2 separate regions of the Homo sapiens genome follow, and region 2 is linked to region 1. Evidence: chromatin loops called from intact Hi-C (ENCODE). Cell type or tissue: heart right ventricle. All regions are shown on one strand. Region 1 overlaps PDE11A (phosphodiesterase 11A). Region 2 overlaps PDE11A (phosphodiesterase 11A).

Region 1 (8,000 bases):
AGACTCTATCTCAAAAAAAAAAAAAAAAAAAAAAAAAAAAAAAAATATATATATATATATATATATATATATATATATACACATGTATATATATATATATACATGTATATATATATACACACACATATATATGTGTGTATATATATACATATATGTGTGTGTATATATATACATATATATGTGTGTGTATATATATACACATATATATATGGTATTTTATAATCTCAGTTTAAAAATGGACAGAATCAATGAGAATGTATGGATTTTTAAGCATTCATACTTCTTGGGCCTGTTTTCCATCTCCAGGGTCTGAAAGAAGTATAAAAAGCTGGCATCCCACGTGGATGAGGGGGAGCTTCTGTTAACACCTAACACCTCCTATGTGTTAAACACATTGCCAGCTGCTCTGCATACTTCATCTCAGCTATTCCTCACAATGACTGTGCATCTTACAGATGATAAAACATGTCCCCCACATGTTAGGATCATAAATGATCCTTAGCCTTTCCATCACAGGAGGAAGGTAAGAATCCATATAGGAAGTTAGGGCTTCCTTTTGTAATCTTTCCATTTGTTTTGGAAGCTATGGAGAAAACCATTGTTTTTCTCAAGTAAAAGTCAGGGATAGGACACTAGCCTGCCATATAGAATGAAGATATAGAGAAATCTGCTGAGGATGTAACATAAAAGGGAAGCTCTTAAAGAGTCAAGAAGAAAAACCAAGGAATAATAAGATACACGTCTTGAAATTGTATGGCTTCAACCTTTGTCAATGCACAATTCCAACCAGCTAGTAATTGTATCATTCCTGTTTTTAGAGACTGTGATGATGATGAGGAGACTGAAGACATGAACTTCTGAGGACACATTGAATGTGATTGCTGTTGTCATCAATTTGGGGTAAGGGTTGACACCAGGACCTTTCTTCTGACTTATTCATACCCATCTCTCCTTTCTTCTCTCCTCTTATCCATTAATTCTATCACCCATCATCTTGCATATGTATACAACTCTCATGAATTCTGACATTGTTCTTTGAATGTAATCTTATGTCACTTGAGGCCTCCCCAACCCTTTAGACTTGAGATTAGACCTCAAATCTATTTCATGCTCTGGGGGACCTTTCAGACTCCTGCCAGTGATTTCCAAGTCTTACTTCCTTGTACTCTCTGACTTCTTCTTGAGTCTATTTGGCCCTCTTGACTCCATTCTGCATCATTCCTAATGCAGTATTTCACTTTATTTCCCCTTTTCACAGGAAATCCCATCACCCTCAACATTTTGGATGCCTACTAACTGTACCGAACTTTAGAGGTTGTCATAGGGGAAGTGACTTACCCACTGACTTACTCTTACATACTCCTTTTCATCTCAAAGGGCACAGTCTTTTACCCCATGGAGAGTAATCCAGTTTTCTCCCCAGCCCTAGCTCACTGCTTTTATACAGATCTGGACTGCCAGCCAGCCAGTTTTTTCCCAGGCTCCCCAGAATTCTGACAAATTAAAGTTTCCCTTTCTTGTTGCACTAAGGCCTATAAGGTAGTTTTTATTTTCCTTATAAAGAAATAAAAGAAAGAACACAGAAGTTGTGAGATTATTAGCCTATGGAAAGGTGATTTCCCACTTTATGCTTTGGGTTAGTTAGCTATTTTTTGTTCTGTGGACAGGGTTATATCCCTGGTCCCGTGTAAACACCTTGCAGGTGCATCCCATTCATCACAAGGGGGACAAAAGGTGAACATATCATTAAACCACTATGATTTCAGCACACCTTGTGAAAAGCCTTCTCCAAGCATGACTGTGGTTAGGGAGTAGTCAATAGTAAGTCCTCCAACAGGAAGAATAGCTCTTTTTCTGTTAGAATGCCAGAGTGTATGACTCCAAGCACAACTGCAAACCACCTGTTAGTAAACCTAATTTATCTGCTCAAATAATCCTCTGCTCCAGGGAGTTATATGAATATGAGTAAAATGTAACTAGATGTAAGTTAACGGAGTGGGGGTGGGGGTTGAAAGCCCGATGTCCTTAAGACAGAGTATGTTCTGTCTCTCTCTTAACAGTGATATTTATCACACTAAACAGAAACATCTAATTTTAAATCAAATTTACTAGTTATTTCATATGATAATAAAACAAAGCAACATTGTAACTCCAGCAGCGATCAAAATCCCCTTTATTTCCATGAGAAAAATACAGGTGCTTGTTTTCCACTCAATGCATAGTGTTTTTATTTAGACAATAGTGTGAGGGAGCCACAACTGCCATGGTTTTATTTAGTATAGCTTGGCACCAGCTCCTCTTTACTCTGATCAAGCCTTTTAATTAAACTGACTACTATAATTCCTATGGAAATTAGTGTTTATGTTATTTTCCTGCTACAAAAGCATTTCTCCAGAACTTATTTTTTTTAATCCCAGGAGCATAAATTAGAATTTTTTTCTGCTTGATATGTAATTAAAAACTCATTTGATTACAATATTTCTGGCTCTGTTTTACTTATTAAATTCCTGTAATCAGTTTTCTTTTATGAAGCTGCTGGGAAATGATCTTAAAAGCAACACATTTTTTTCTTCCCTGGCAGGTACCCAAGCATTTACTAAATTACATTCATAGCACCTGCCCATGATTCGAATCATTCCACCAATTTATTCCTTAAGCCATTTAAGTTTATTTGGCATAGCCCCAAACAGCTTTCTTCCCTTTATCCTTGCTCTTTGTTCTCCTTCTTGCTTCCTTTGTATGGAATAAAGAAATTGGGGAGGGAGGAGGAATACATATTTCTCAGAATTCCTTTCTCTTTGTTTTATATTCTCCTGAAACACAGAATTGCCATACTAGAATATCGTTTTCCTGTGGCCAGGTGCTGGTTCTAGGCAAAGGTAACAAAACTCCTATCTTGAAAACTTACTTTTTCTCTCTCTCTTTTTTTTTTTTTTGTGAGAAGGAGTCTCGCTCTGACGCCCAGGCTGGAGTGCAGTGGGGCGATCTCGGCTCACTCCAAGCTCCGCCTCCCTGGTTCAAGCGATTCTCTTGCTCAGCTTCCCGAGCAGCTCGGACTACAGGCGCCCGCCACCACGCCTGGCTAATTTTTTTGTATTTTTAGTAGGGACGGGGTTTCACCGTGTTAGCCAGGGTGGTCTCCGTCTCCTGACCTCGTGATCCCCCCGCCTCCGCCTCCCAAAGTGCTGGGATTACAGGCGTGAGCCACCGCGCCCGGCCGACTTATTCTTACACTCTTAATTTGTTACAGAAATGCAGTTAGCTGAGAGAATATGGAACTATTAAAATACTAGTAAAGCAAGGGTTTATCCACGAACCTAAATTCCAAGGCTTATGGTGATTATGTGTAGTGAGTCATCAGCAAGAGAATTGCTTCTAGTATTTAAAAGTTTCTTATCAAGTGATACGGGATGGGTTCTGTGAGAATGCTATTGTCTAGTTTGACTTGCTCCTCAGTGAAAGAGAAGGGGGGAAACTTAGCACCCATCTGATCACTCTCCATATACACACGGAGGAACTCTAAAGGTTATGTATGCGGCTGCATCAGCCTCAAGACACCTGACTCTCCTCTGTGGCATCCCTGCTGCGTGACCACACAGCTACCGTTGAAACCCTTTCAGAGGCAGTGCGTGCACAACCTCCCAGGGGAGTCCATTTAGTTTTTGATTGTTCTGTTTTTAAAATGTTGTTCCTTTATGTTGGACTGAAATCTATACCCCTGTAACTTCTACCTAATGGTTCTAATCCTTAGGGTGCTCTTTCTTTAAACCAGAATTTTCTTTAGTAGTGTAGGACTGATAACTCAGGTTTTGTTTCAAGTGTAGGTTAGAGTTGATGCTGACCTAAAAACCCTATTTGGGATGCAGTGCTTCTCCCTTGGGGCAACCTTTTTGACATCACTGGGGCCCCATGTTCCTTCCAGTTCCCTCCTGGCCCATCGCAGACAGGACCTCGGATACTTGCCCCACTATGGGACACAGCCTGGGCATCTGGTCATCTAGGTGGCCAAGGGACCCCACTTATTTCCTGATTTCATTCACACTCCACTGTTGAGTTCTCTTGTGACCAGCATATACAGTTTATTCCGTATTTTATTTATGTTTTGAATAAGGAACACATTCACATAGTTCCATGGATACAAAACGGTACAAAGGTGCAATATAAAATCTCCGTTCTACTATTTCCCAGACACTCAGTTTCCTCCCCTAGAGGCAACAGATGTTTTCAGTGTCTTGAGTAGATAATCAAGAAAAATTTTCTGAATGTGTAAGAACATAAATATATTTGCCCCTTTTTACAAATGGTAGTACACCATACAGAGGGATCTGCACTTTGCCTTTTATTCTTAATATATCTTGGGAAAAACTCATATCACTACAAAATTAGATTTCCTCATTTTTTATGGCTATCTAGTATTCCACTGCTGTCAAAATTTGTTTAACCAGTTCCTTTTTGATGGAACCCAAACATTGTTTATATTTGGCCATTACAAATAATGCTGTAATGGATATCCCTGTACATAGCCTCTCCATAGGTGTGAAGTTTATCAGAGAGTCAAATTCTAGAATGGGTATTGCTGGGTGAAAGGGAATGTGTATTTGCGTTTTGGTAGATATTACTGAATCAACAAATATAATTTTACTTAAGATATATAGCAGGATTTTTATAATAGCCATACTAACAAAAGAGAGGGAACAGAAACCATAGCTACTGTTTAGATTAAGGCCTTGGAAAGATAGTGTGAGGGTGGGTAGAGCTAAGAAGGATACACAAATCTAGAATTTGATCCCTCTCTTCTCTGTATACTCCAGATGCTAATTTCTACACAGTACACTTGGTATCACTGAAGCATCATAATCATGTTGTCCAGAAGGTTTTGATTTTACTCCCTCTCTGAAAGAAACTCCCCAAATGGTACTTGAATCTACTGAAATCTCTTACAGCATATCAATCATTTTTGACCAGTTACAGGTGTTTTCAGTGTGTTTCATGGACTCTTACTGTCATTAGCAAACTTTTACTGAATGCTTAGTTGGAGTCAGACTGTAATAAGTGCTTAACACTGTCATATAATTTTCTCAGGAACTTTATGAAATGGTTACTATTATTATCCTCTTTATATATATATAATTAAGAAAAACCAAGGCCTGGATGAAGAACTCACTCGTGGTCATTCACTTGGTAAGTGAAGAACTGAAACTGCAGGGTTTCTCTACCTCAGTACTATTGATGTTTTGGGTTAGATAATTCTTTATGGTGGGGGCTGTCTTTTGCATTATAGAATGCTCTAGAAGCCAGTAGCATCCCTCCCCAAAGTTGTGACCACCAAAAATGTCTCCAGATATTGCCAGATGTCCTCTGGGGAGCAGCATCTTCCCAGTTAAGAACCACTGCTCTGCTGCCTCTAAGCATTATCTCGTCTCCATCAGGTCTTCAATGAACTCAGCTTCCCCTCAAATAGAAGGAGGAATAAAAGTAACTAGCTACAGTCTGAACCCCAGCAGCATCTCTGGTAGCAGAGAAGGAAAGACTTCTTCTTGGGCCAAATACATACTCTTCCTCACCTCCTTTTTCTGAAGACATTTAGGAAGGAGAAATAAGAGGAGTTTCTATATATTGAATGTTCACTGTGCTGGGCTAGGGCCGGGGCCTAAAGGCCATTATCTCATAAAATCTCCACAGCAGTCCCACGAAGTAGGTACTTTTATCATCTTCACTTTATAGATAAGGAAATTGAGGTTCACTTAGGTTAAGTGCCTTGTCCATGGTCATATAATGAGAGATGGAGCCAGGATGTTTACCTAAGTCTTTCTGACTCTAATGCATTGTGTAAAAAATTCCTTCCCTAGAGAACTAATCCTTCGCCACTCAGCTCACATTCTGTCTTCTCTGTGAAGTCTTCTCTGGTCTTCTGGTATGGAACCAGAACTCTCCTTCCTTAGGCATGCCTGTAGCACACTCTCCATCTCTCCAATTCTATCTATCGCACTGAAAAGGTATTTGCATTTTTTTGCAGTTCTTCAAAGATCCTGTTCTGGATTGTGTTTTTGTCTCTTTGTACTTGTCTTTTTTCCCCCTTCTGGGTCCTTTTAAGCCAAGTTTTAAAAGTGCTGGTTTTCAGCAATTTGATTCTCATGTGCATTGCTGTAGTGTCCTTCATGTGTCTTCTGCTTGGCTTCATTGAGAATCTTGGTTCTGTACATTTATTTCCACCATCCTGTCTTCAGCTATGTTTTACATCTGTCTTTTCCCTCTGGGACTCTAATCATACATATTTAGCCATTGGCATTGTCTCACAGCTCAAATGATGCTCTGCTCATTTCTCTTCCATCTTTTCTATATCATTTTGGATAGTTTCTGTTGCGTCACTGAGTTTTTCTTTTGCAGGGCTTAATCTGCTATGGATCTCATCTACTATACATATATATATATACATATATACATATATACACATACATATATACATATATACATATATACACATACATATATACGTATATATATACACGTGTATATATATATATATATATTTTTTTTTTTTTTTTTTTTGAGATGGAGTCTCGCTCTGTCACCCAGGCTGGAGTGCAGTGGCGCGATCTCCGCTCACTGCAAGCTCCGCCTCCCAGGTTCACGCCATTCTCCTGCCTCAGCCTCCTGAGTAGCTGGAACTACAGGTGCCCGCCACCGTGCCCGGCTAATTTTTTGTGTTTTTAGTAGAGACAGGGTTTCACCGTGTTAGCCAGGATGGTCTCGATCTCCTGACCTTGTGATCCACCTGCCTCGCCCTCCCAAAGTGCTGGGATTATAGGCGTGAGCCACCGCGCCCAGCCTACTATATTTTTTTTACCTCAAAAATTAGCGTTTTCTTTTCTAGAAGTTTGATTTGGGTCTTTTTAATATCTTCCATGACCCCTTAATCATGCTCAATCTTTCCTCTACCCTCTGAAATATCTAAGTATAATAACTATCTTAATGTCTTTTTCTACCAAGTCTATGATCTATATAATCTCTGAATTTGTATTGATTGATTTTTCTAATTATTATGGGTCAGATGTTTTTGCTTCTTTGCATGCTTGATAATTCTTGATGAATATCAGACATTGTAAAGTTTATATTGTTGGGTGATGGATTTTTTTTCCTTTGCTTTAAGCCTTCTTCAGTTTTGTTCTGGAATATAGTCAGGTTATTTGGAAATAATTCAATCCCTTTGAGGCTTGCTTTTCAGCTGCGCAAGCTGGGTCCAAAGCAGCCTTTTTTTTTGTGGAGGGCTAATTTGCTCCCACTACTGATGCAATACCCTTCTGAGAACTGCATCCAATGCCTCATGTATTTCAAGGCTTTTCTTGGGTACTCTAGCTGGCAGGAGCATGGACTATTTTCCCCAGGCTGTGTGACCTCTGTGGATCACTTTACTTGCTCCTTTTTGCTTCAGCCTCAGTAGTTTCCTCACATGGATATGATGAACATCACTAACCTGAAGACTCAAAGTGGCCCTCTGCAGATCTCTGGGCTTTTTCTGTGCAGTCCTCTCTTCTCTCTTACTCTTCCCTGGGAACTGTAACCTCTTTGGCCTCCCTAGACTCCTAGCTCTGCCTCCTTAACTCAGCAAGATCACTGGGCTCTGCCTGGATTCCCCCTGCCTGTGCCGTGGCCTAGAAATTCTATCCAGGCCACAAGCTGGAACAGTTGTAGGACTCACTTCATTCATTCCCCTTACTCAGGAACCACTGTATTATGTTGTCTGTTGCCCATTGTCTGAAAAGTGTTGTTTCATATATTTTTCAGGTTTTGGGGTTTTGTTGTTGTTGTTGTTTTGTTTTGTTTTGGCCCGTTACTCAACCATGGCTAGTAGTAGAGGTCCCTTATCACTGGTTTTAAAAACTCTGTCTTGCTTAGTATCCCACAAGCTCAGAGAGACAGTGGAAACAAGGCCTTTTATCTTTGTATCTTCAACATCTGGCACAGTGACCCCAGGAAGCAGCAGCCTCTCCTCCATTCTT
Region 2 (8,000 bases), 82 kb after region 1:
GAGGTCAGGAATTCGAGACCAGCCTGATGAACATGGCAAAACCCCATCTTTACTGAAAATACAAAAATTAGCCTCGCTTGGTGGCACGCGCCTGTAATCCCAGCTATTCGTGAGGCTGAGGCAGGAGAATCGCTTGAACCGGGAGACAGAGGTTGCAGTGAGCCTGTATGGCACCACTGCACTCCAGTCTGAGCGACAGAGCAAGACTCCATCTCAAACAAACAAACAAACAAACAAAAAAGCTTGTATATGCCCTTCATTTTAAAATCTGCAGTTGGCTGTTAGTTTTTCTAAGTTAATTTTATTTTACTTAAATTATTACCTGCAGTAACTAAAAAAATTCAAATTATACTGAGACTTAGAACTAAAAATCAGTAGTCCCTCATTATTCTCCTTTCTTGATTCCTGAAGGCAACTACTTTCTATTTTCTTTTTCACCTAAATTCGTAGTTTTCCCACCATATTTCTTTTCTTTTTTCTTTTTTTTTTTTTTTTTTTTTTTTGAGACGGAGTCTCTCTCTGTCGCCCAGGCTGGAGTGCAGTGGCGCGATCTTGGCTAACTGCAAGCTCCGCTTCCCAGGTTCATGCCATTCTCCTGCCTCAGCCTCCTGAGTAGCTGGGACTACAGGTGCCCGCCACCACGCCCAGCTAATTTTTTGTATTTTTAGTAGAGATGGGGTTTCACTGTGTTAGCCAGGATGGTCTCGATCTACTGACCTTGTGATCCACCTGCCTCAGCCTCCCAAAGTGCTGGGATTACAGGCGTGAGCCACTACGCCCAGCCCCCCACTATATTTCTATATAGCATGCACATATTATTAGCACTTGGTTATTCACCAAGTACTCATATTGTCCTTTCTATGTACCATACATTGTTCTAAGAGCTTTACAGCCATTTAACTTATGGAGTTCTCATAACAGTCCTGTTAGGTAGAAACTATTACTGTCCCCAGTTATAGATGAGAAAACTGAGTCACAGAGAGGCTAAGTCATATGCCCAGGGTCTCCCAGCTAGTGCATAGCAGAAGGGAGCAAGCTCCTAGCATCCTTTCACCAGAATCTGCCCTTGAACACTGGCGACGTCTAGCAGCGGGTGAGTTTATGGTCACCCTCCCCTCACACTCCCAATGTGATCCACAGAGCTTTCCTATATTACCATCCTATAAATATCATTCACCGCTGAGCCAACCAGTATACAATGATTGTTTCCTTAATAATGTACATTTTCTTGTTTCCTGGAGTTAGGATTTCTGTGAAACATCTAAGTCTTCTCACACCCTACACAATTCTGCAAAATGCTTCTCAAAGCAATTTTGAAGTGGGTCAGAACGGTCACAGCTTGTTTCTAGATCCTTCCTGTCCTGGGGACTCCTTCCTGCAGCCTGACCCTGGGGTCTGGTCTGGATTCTCTCCTCTGCTGCCAGCAGCCCTCGGAGCTTCCTCCACCGTCATTCAGGGGGTTCCTCCTTCCCCTCCTGTGTCTGGTTCCCCACCTCCTGCAGCCCATGCCTTTCTTTTTCCTCATTTACTCCCTCATTTTACAGGAGCACATCTGCAGGGGCTTCATGAGAAAAGGTCTTACTGTTTTTAAACACTGGAGGAGTTGGTTGTTTTCGAGGATTTGCATGACTGAAAAAACATCTTTATTCTATTCTCGTACTCAGTGTGCCTCACAATTCTAGGCTGAAACATTTTCACTCAGAATTTTGAAGGCCTGCTCTATTGTGTTCTAGCTTCCAAAGTTGCTTTCGAGAAGAACATACCATTCTCAATCCTAATACTTTGAATGTTATTTGATTTTCTTTCTTTTAGAATTTCCTCTTTATTTCTGGTGTTCAGCAATTTCACAGAGATATGCTTTGGGTTGGAACTTTTTTCCCCGTTCAATTTGTGTGTTAAGCCTAATCTGGAGAATCAATTTCTTCAGCACAATGAAGAAATTTACTAATCTTTTTTTCTTTTCTTTTTTTTTTAAAATAATTTTCTCTTCAGGAGTTTTTTTCTGCCCTATTTGAATGAAACTCCAATTAGTTGGATACTGGACTTCTGGTACTGATTTTCTTATCTCCTCTTTTCTGTTTCCTATATAGGTCTTTCCTCTTACTTTCCAGGCATAATAATATGTTTAGTTTATAAAAATTTTCTTGTTTGCTGCTCCTTGTCTTATAATAGCATGCTATTCTTCTCCCATGGATGCATGATCTTTTCTTGTCTTTCTGAAGATATTGATTATAATTCTTCTGAAAATTTCTTCTGTTCCCCGTATTGCCTTTTTTCTCTGAACTCCTTCTTTTCTCTGTGTTTGGTGGTTTCTCTCAAGTGTCTGTCTGGTAACCTTTGGTGGTCTTTTCATTCTTAAGAGTAAAGCATCACAAAACTCACTGTGCACCAGTGTATGTGGGTGGTGCCTGGAGATTGCTGTGTCTTATCACGGGGTGACTGTGTGGCCAGCTGGTCTTTTGCTGGAGATGCCCAAATGTCAACATCTAAACTCATTTTCTCTGGACTTTCCAATCTGTTGCCTGGGAATGGTGTAAACACGTGTGTTGGCATCCTGAGAAAAGAGAACTGTAGCTGTCCACCTGTGAGGATGTAGGCTTTCACTTAATCCTCTTATTTTGAGTGTGCACCTCATCCTAACTTTGCTTTAGGTTGTGTACCCAACTCTGGGATTCAGTTTTTCTGGCAAATACTCTGGTTATGGCAGAGGCAGGGGGAAAAGTAGCCCTCCAGCTACAGAGAGGGGATGGAGACTTAGGCACTCATTGTTTCCATCACTCCCTCATTCCACATCACCTAATTTTCATGGTATCTGAGGCCTCCAGTTCCTGAGTCTCGTTAGGTGCTGGGGGTAGCATTATTTCTTATGGGTACCCCTTCCTCCACACCCTCACCTCTGAAGACACTTGGGTTTCTCTTCTCTGCTAAGTTATGAACTATCCTCCCTTCACTTTCTGCCTTCATGTGTTATGAGTCCATGCAAGGCAGGATTTGTGTACATTTCTTTCTCTCCGTATTATTTGAGGATGATTTTTGAGAAGGGGAGGGGGGATAAATGTATTTTGTTGTCATCTCTATCATCTTAAAACTCAAAATGTTGAGTTTGGTCTTGCTAATACTAGGTAAAACTTGAAAAGTCTATCAAGTATGAAATAATTACCTATGATACTCCAGAAATAAGTGTTGTGCAATGATATTGTGCTAAAATTTAGAGAGACTTTGCCCATGGAAAAGCTATTGACTAGAATTAGCTGATGAATCAGAGCAGTAAGTTAGAGATAATGTTAAAATAAGGTAATTTGACTAGAAATTTAATCAGTAGTTAAAATCAAATGCCATCTAATAGATTTGAGATCAAAATCCCCAGCCATTTTTAAGCCATCAGTTATCACCCATTTTATAATAAGATGGAACATATTTTGCTAAAATGTTCCACACAGTCCCTGTCCCCTGCTCTGCCCAGAAATCTAGCATCTTGGTCTTAAACTACTGGTATCATGGATACTTTTAAGAACATAACAGAGCCCTAGACTCTCTTCCTAGAACATTTTCTATAATTTTATAATATCAAAGACTATGGAGCCTATCTCTAGATCCTCGGAGTAGAGAATCCCTGAAGTACAGCACCCACACACAGTCACACAAAACATATTTACCTCTCCCGACGGTGATACCTGAGTTACTGAAGCAGCACCTATCTCTTGACTGTGATTTAAAGCTGCCTGGTAAATGGTTTCTGGGAGTCATCAGGCCTGAAAAATGCCCACCTGCCACTAAGTGTCCTTTTGCCCCTCCCCCGCCCTCATCCATCTTCCTCCCAGGGCTATCCATTCAGGCCTGCACGTACTGATATTGAGTAGAAAAAGTCAACTGCCTGCTGAAGACAATATACTTTCAAAAGAAAACAGAGAGGCGGCAGGAAGTATATTTTAATGCATTTACCCCATTCTTGACTCTGGTTTATTCTTTTATTTTCAAATAAAATTATATTTTTCTGCTCCTGACCCAATCATTATGGGTTTTATTGAGCTTTAATGTTAATATATCTTCTCACCTGTATTCCCTCACAGTTCGTATCAGAAATAATAAGCAGTAAATACAATATATCTAAGTAAAGAGTCAGCCAGGGCATATAAACCTATTTCCCATGTCACCCCCTCCAGCAAAGCCTTTCACCTGTCCTCTGAGCAGGCCTCCAATGATATTCCTTCATTGGGCTGAAATGTATACTGGGATAAGCCTACCCCCAGCCACTACGGCATATAATAACTAGAACTCCAAAAGACCCAAGCCAGTAAGATTGATTCTCAGGGTCTCCTGGACTACCCAGTAATTTCTATCATTAGCCAATGTAAAATTTAAATCAGCCAGGATGTACTCTCATTTTAATGTTGATCCTGTATGATACCAGTGAATGGGGGAATATCATAGCCAGAGAAAAATGACTGTTACTTTGTGACTCTGTTGAATCCAAACAGGTGTAAAAACACCCATAATATCAACACTAGATGGTGCTATAGACAATTTACTAATTTAAGAAGTGTCATTAAGTGCCTATTATATATTGAGCACTGGGTAGATTTGAGAAGAGGCCTGGGATAATGTCAACAACAGTTAACTTTTATAGTGCTTAGTATATGCCGGGCATTTTCCTAAATACTTCACATTCATTAGCTCATTTAATCCTTACAAGAACTCTCTGAGACAGGTAACTGTTCTTATCTTCCCATTTTGTAGATGAAAACATTGAGGCACCAGGTTACAAGACTACAAAGTAAGAGAGGTGGGATAAAAGCCCAGGTAGCCTGGCTCCCCAGTCTGTGTTCTTACTTACTGTGCTACACAGCCCCTAAGTTGAGGTGTGGGTTCAGTTGCACAGCTTTTAAATCCTATTGTGATGATACAGTGTTAGATAATAGGGCTGTAAAGAATCCCTTGGTGTGTGCTTTATTTCACGAAGGACGTTATTCTTGAGTAGGAAGAGATTGATACTGCAGAGCCATTGGATATTTTTAGTTTAAATATGGCTCTGTCACATCAATATGTGCTTGATAATATACAGTGCTTTATAAGTGAGGTTTGGAGAGAAAAGAAAGATACAATAGTTTGTAATATCTCAACTTTATAAAATGTTTAAATATATGTATAGGAAAAAGACTGTTAAGATGTATATCAAGATATTATCAGTAGTGGAATTACAGTTGGCTTAAATTTTTTCCTTTGTGTCTAAAATTTCCATAAAGAACATTTGTTTATAAGAACATCTATATTTATACACGTGTATGTATATTTGTACATTCTTTTTTGTTTCAAGAATTAGCCCACACTTCATCAAACTGTCCCAGCTTGAAATGAAATAGTGATATTCTAAAAAGTGTCCATTCATTCATTGAACAAATATTTATTATTTACTGATTTCCTGGCACTAGGAACAGGGCAGTGAAGAAGACAGCCGCCCCTTGCTGCACATAGAATCTGGTTACCCTTCGAGCCAGCAGAGCAGTGCCACAGAGCACTGTTTTCTAAAGAGAAGCTGTCATAACATTGGTTGTGCTTTGTGGAAGACAGAACTGGTAGGAATGTCCAGCTCCTCCTGCTTGGTTTCTGGAGGAGGTGCACCATGGACTGCACACCCTTGCCATGTGTGCAGTCCTGGCTCAGCAATCTGAGAAAATGATGCCAGAAATTCTGCTCTCACCTTTCTTTTTGAACCCAACTATCGGAAGTATTGAATGATAAGGGATTTCCTGATGAGTTCATCCTGTTGATTCTGAGATGTAGCAGATGGCAAACTAAGACAGAGGGAATCTAATGATGTACTAGAAATTCCTAATGGTTGCAGACACCCTAAAGCTGAAGACAGTAGGCTCCATATGCTCCACCATGGATTCTGATGTCCAGGCACTGCAGCAGAGCCCTAGGTGGATTGGCTAAGGTTGAGGGACAATATGATAGATTTTGGAGAGTCTTTCTTCCTCTTCTTCATCTTTCTCACTCTTTTGGAAAAGAAGAGGAAAAAGTACGGCTCAGACAATTCCAAGGGGTTGGAGAGACATGGTTTCTCAAGGAGGTGCCTCCTCTAGAAGAGTCTGCACACCATATTCCTAATCTGTGTCATCGTGCCTTTGCTGATCTATAGATGGCTTGAATTTGAAGGCCTTATGAGCTTGGAACAGAAAGGCAGTATTTACAGAAGAAGCATTTAATTTCTGGTATTTTAAAATTTCTGGTACGTAGAGTGTTGCAGGGTCACTCTCTGGGGTCTTTGTTTGGTACATTATTAAAATCACATTTATTTCAGCCAAAAAAGTGCTCTTTGAAGGTTTCATTGTAAATGCCACAAACAAGATGCTCATATCATCTTAACAACAAAAAAAAAGGCCCAATTTGCAATGCTGATGGCTGGTCCAGCTCTGCTGGGTCATACTTAACATGAAGAGTCTGCTTGTGAAACTTACATCTCCTAATGGAAGCTGATGGTTCTATAAGAAGGGTGCCTTCAATCACCCCCAAGTTCAGCACATATCCCACTCATGGGTGGATCACGGTGGTCAGAGAATTGTTAGGGCAATGTTAGGGCTCCATGTGCATGGACAGCAACCCCAGTATGCTTCTTTTTGAGACCCTATTTTATTTGCTTTGTGATGGAATGGCAACCACTCAACATATAGATCCTAGGGGCAGCCTAATGGGTATCAAACTGTTTTATATGCTCCAAGGCAATAATATTGAGCAGAGGACTATCTCAAGCTTTGGAGTGGAAGCAGATTTCAATTGCTTACTAGGAGTGCTTATGAGTATTTATACTACTGGATGTCGCAGCATACCTTCTTTTTAAAAAAGGATCTTACCTTTGTCAATCAGAGACAGTGTGTGATGAAAGCATAAGGGGAAGAACAGGTATGCAACCACAAACTTCAATGGAGGGGAAAAAATCCCTACTGAGCAAACTATAGCATCTAGATTTAGTGGTCATACTCCCTCGGCATTTACAGTAAAGTTTGTCTACCAATAAATGGGTCTGCTGAAGAGAAAAGGGGGCACCTTAGCCCCATTTTGAGGTCCAGAGACCAGAACCTTTCCAGCTGATAGGGAATCACCATCTAGGACCAACAAACTCACATGTCTCCTTTACCAGAGTATGCAATGTAACAAGCCAATTGCAGGTTGTCTAATTATTCATGGGAACGGGATAGTTTTGATTGAATTTGCTTATCTTTCTTTTCAAGATGAATGCAACCAAATATTGATTTGGCATTAATTAACTATTGATTTAGGCCTAACTGGTCCTTTCCTTACCAAGCTCAGAGTTGGAAAAACCTTACAGTCTATATATAAATGACTTTCTTTCCCAACCAGAAGCTTCTGAAGGCACTTACTATCAAATCATAAAACCTTAGTCATGTTTTGGGAATATGTTGACCCTTTAGCCTCAACTACGGTTGCAAGTGCTTGTGTATGTAAGTCTCAGAAAGGCAACACAGTCCAGTACAATTACATATGTTGCGTAGATGTTTGATGCATACATTTAAAAATTGGATTAATTTTATATATAACTTTATTATTATATTCTATTACATTTATAACCACTTCTAAGGCTTAATTTTTAACCTGTTTATTAGCATAAATTTCAAATTCTTTATTTTGGAGAGTTAAAAACATACAAAAAATAGAATACCATTAATATAATGAACCCAGTGCAGTCATTGCCTAACTTCAGCAGGAATCCAGGTTTTGCGGCTTGTTTCATCTGTCTCTTCACATGCAGTGTGTGTTTGTTTTGTTTTGTTTGCTAGCGTATTTCAAAGCAAACCTCTGGTATCTGTCAACACTATTTCATTCTCAAGAAGTCCTAATGTGGTCAAATAAAATTTGCTCAATATATTTCTGCTGTCTTATTTTGATAAAATGTACAAAAAGATATACAAATAATATAAGGAAATTTTCAACTAAATAATAAGACTTGAGAAAGTGGAGGTTTCTACATCAAAAGATAATAA

What was found. Hi-C counts contacts between places; a loop is a spot of excess contacts. Peaks named below come from ENCODE experiments on the same cell type or tissue, not always from the same donor. Only the 100,000 strongest peaks of a DNase experiment are listed, where the experiment ranks them.
Region 2: a loop joins it to region 1, with 1.9 times the contacts of the local background. A loop is called at or near these places in 17 of 110 quality-filtered maps.

What each region holds. Positions count from the first base shown.
Region 1 is chr2:177,631,469-177,639,468 of GRCh38, forward strand. The region is part of intron 19 of PDE11A (phosphodiesterase 11A); the gene reads right to left. Among named protein-coding and RNA genes, the nearest start is that of IFT70A, 17 kb to the left of the region's middle. RefSeq lists an enhancer at 3,681-3,760. In heart right ventricle, no CTCF peak of the experiment used is centred here; a DNase peak (open chromatin) is centred at 3,033; H3K4me3 peaks cover 1,008 bases; H3K27ac peaks cover 3,643 bases.
Region 2 is chr2:177,713,509-177,721,508 of GRCh38, forward strand. The region is part of intron 12 of PDE11A (phosphodiesterase 11A); the gene reads right to left. All of the region lies in intron 4 of PDE11A-AS1 (PDE11A antisense RNA 1), which reads left to right. Among named protein-coding and RNA genes, the nearest start is that of PDE11A-AS1, 44 kb to the left of the region's middle. In heart right ventricle, a CTCF peak has its summit at 4,468 (motif pointing right); no DNase peak of the experiment used is centred here; H3K27ac peaks cover 570 bases; H3K27me3 peaks cover 560 bases.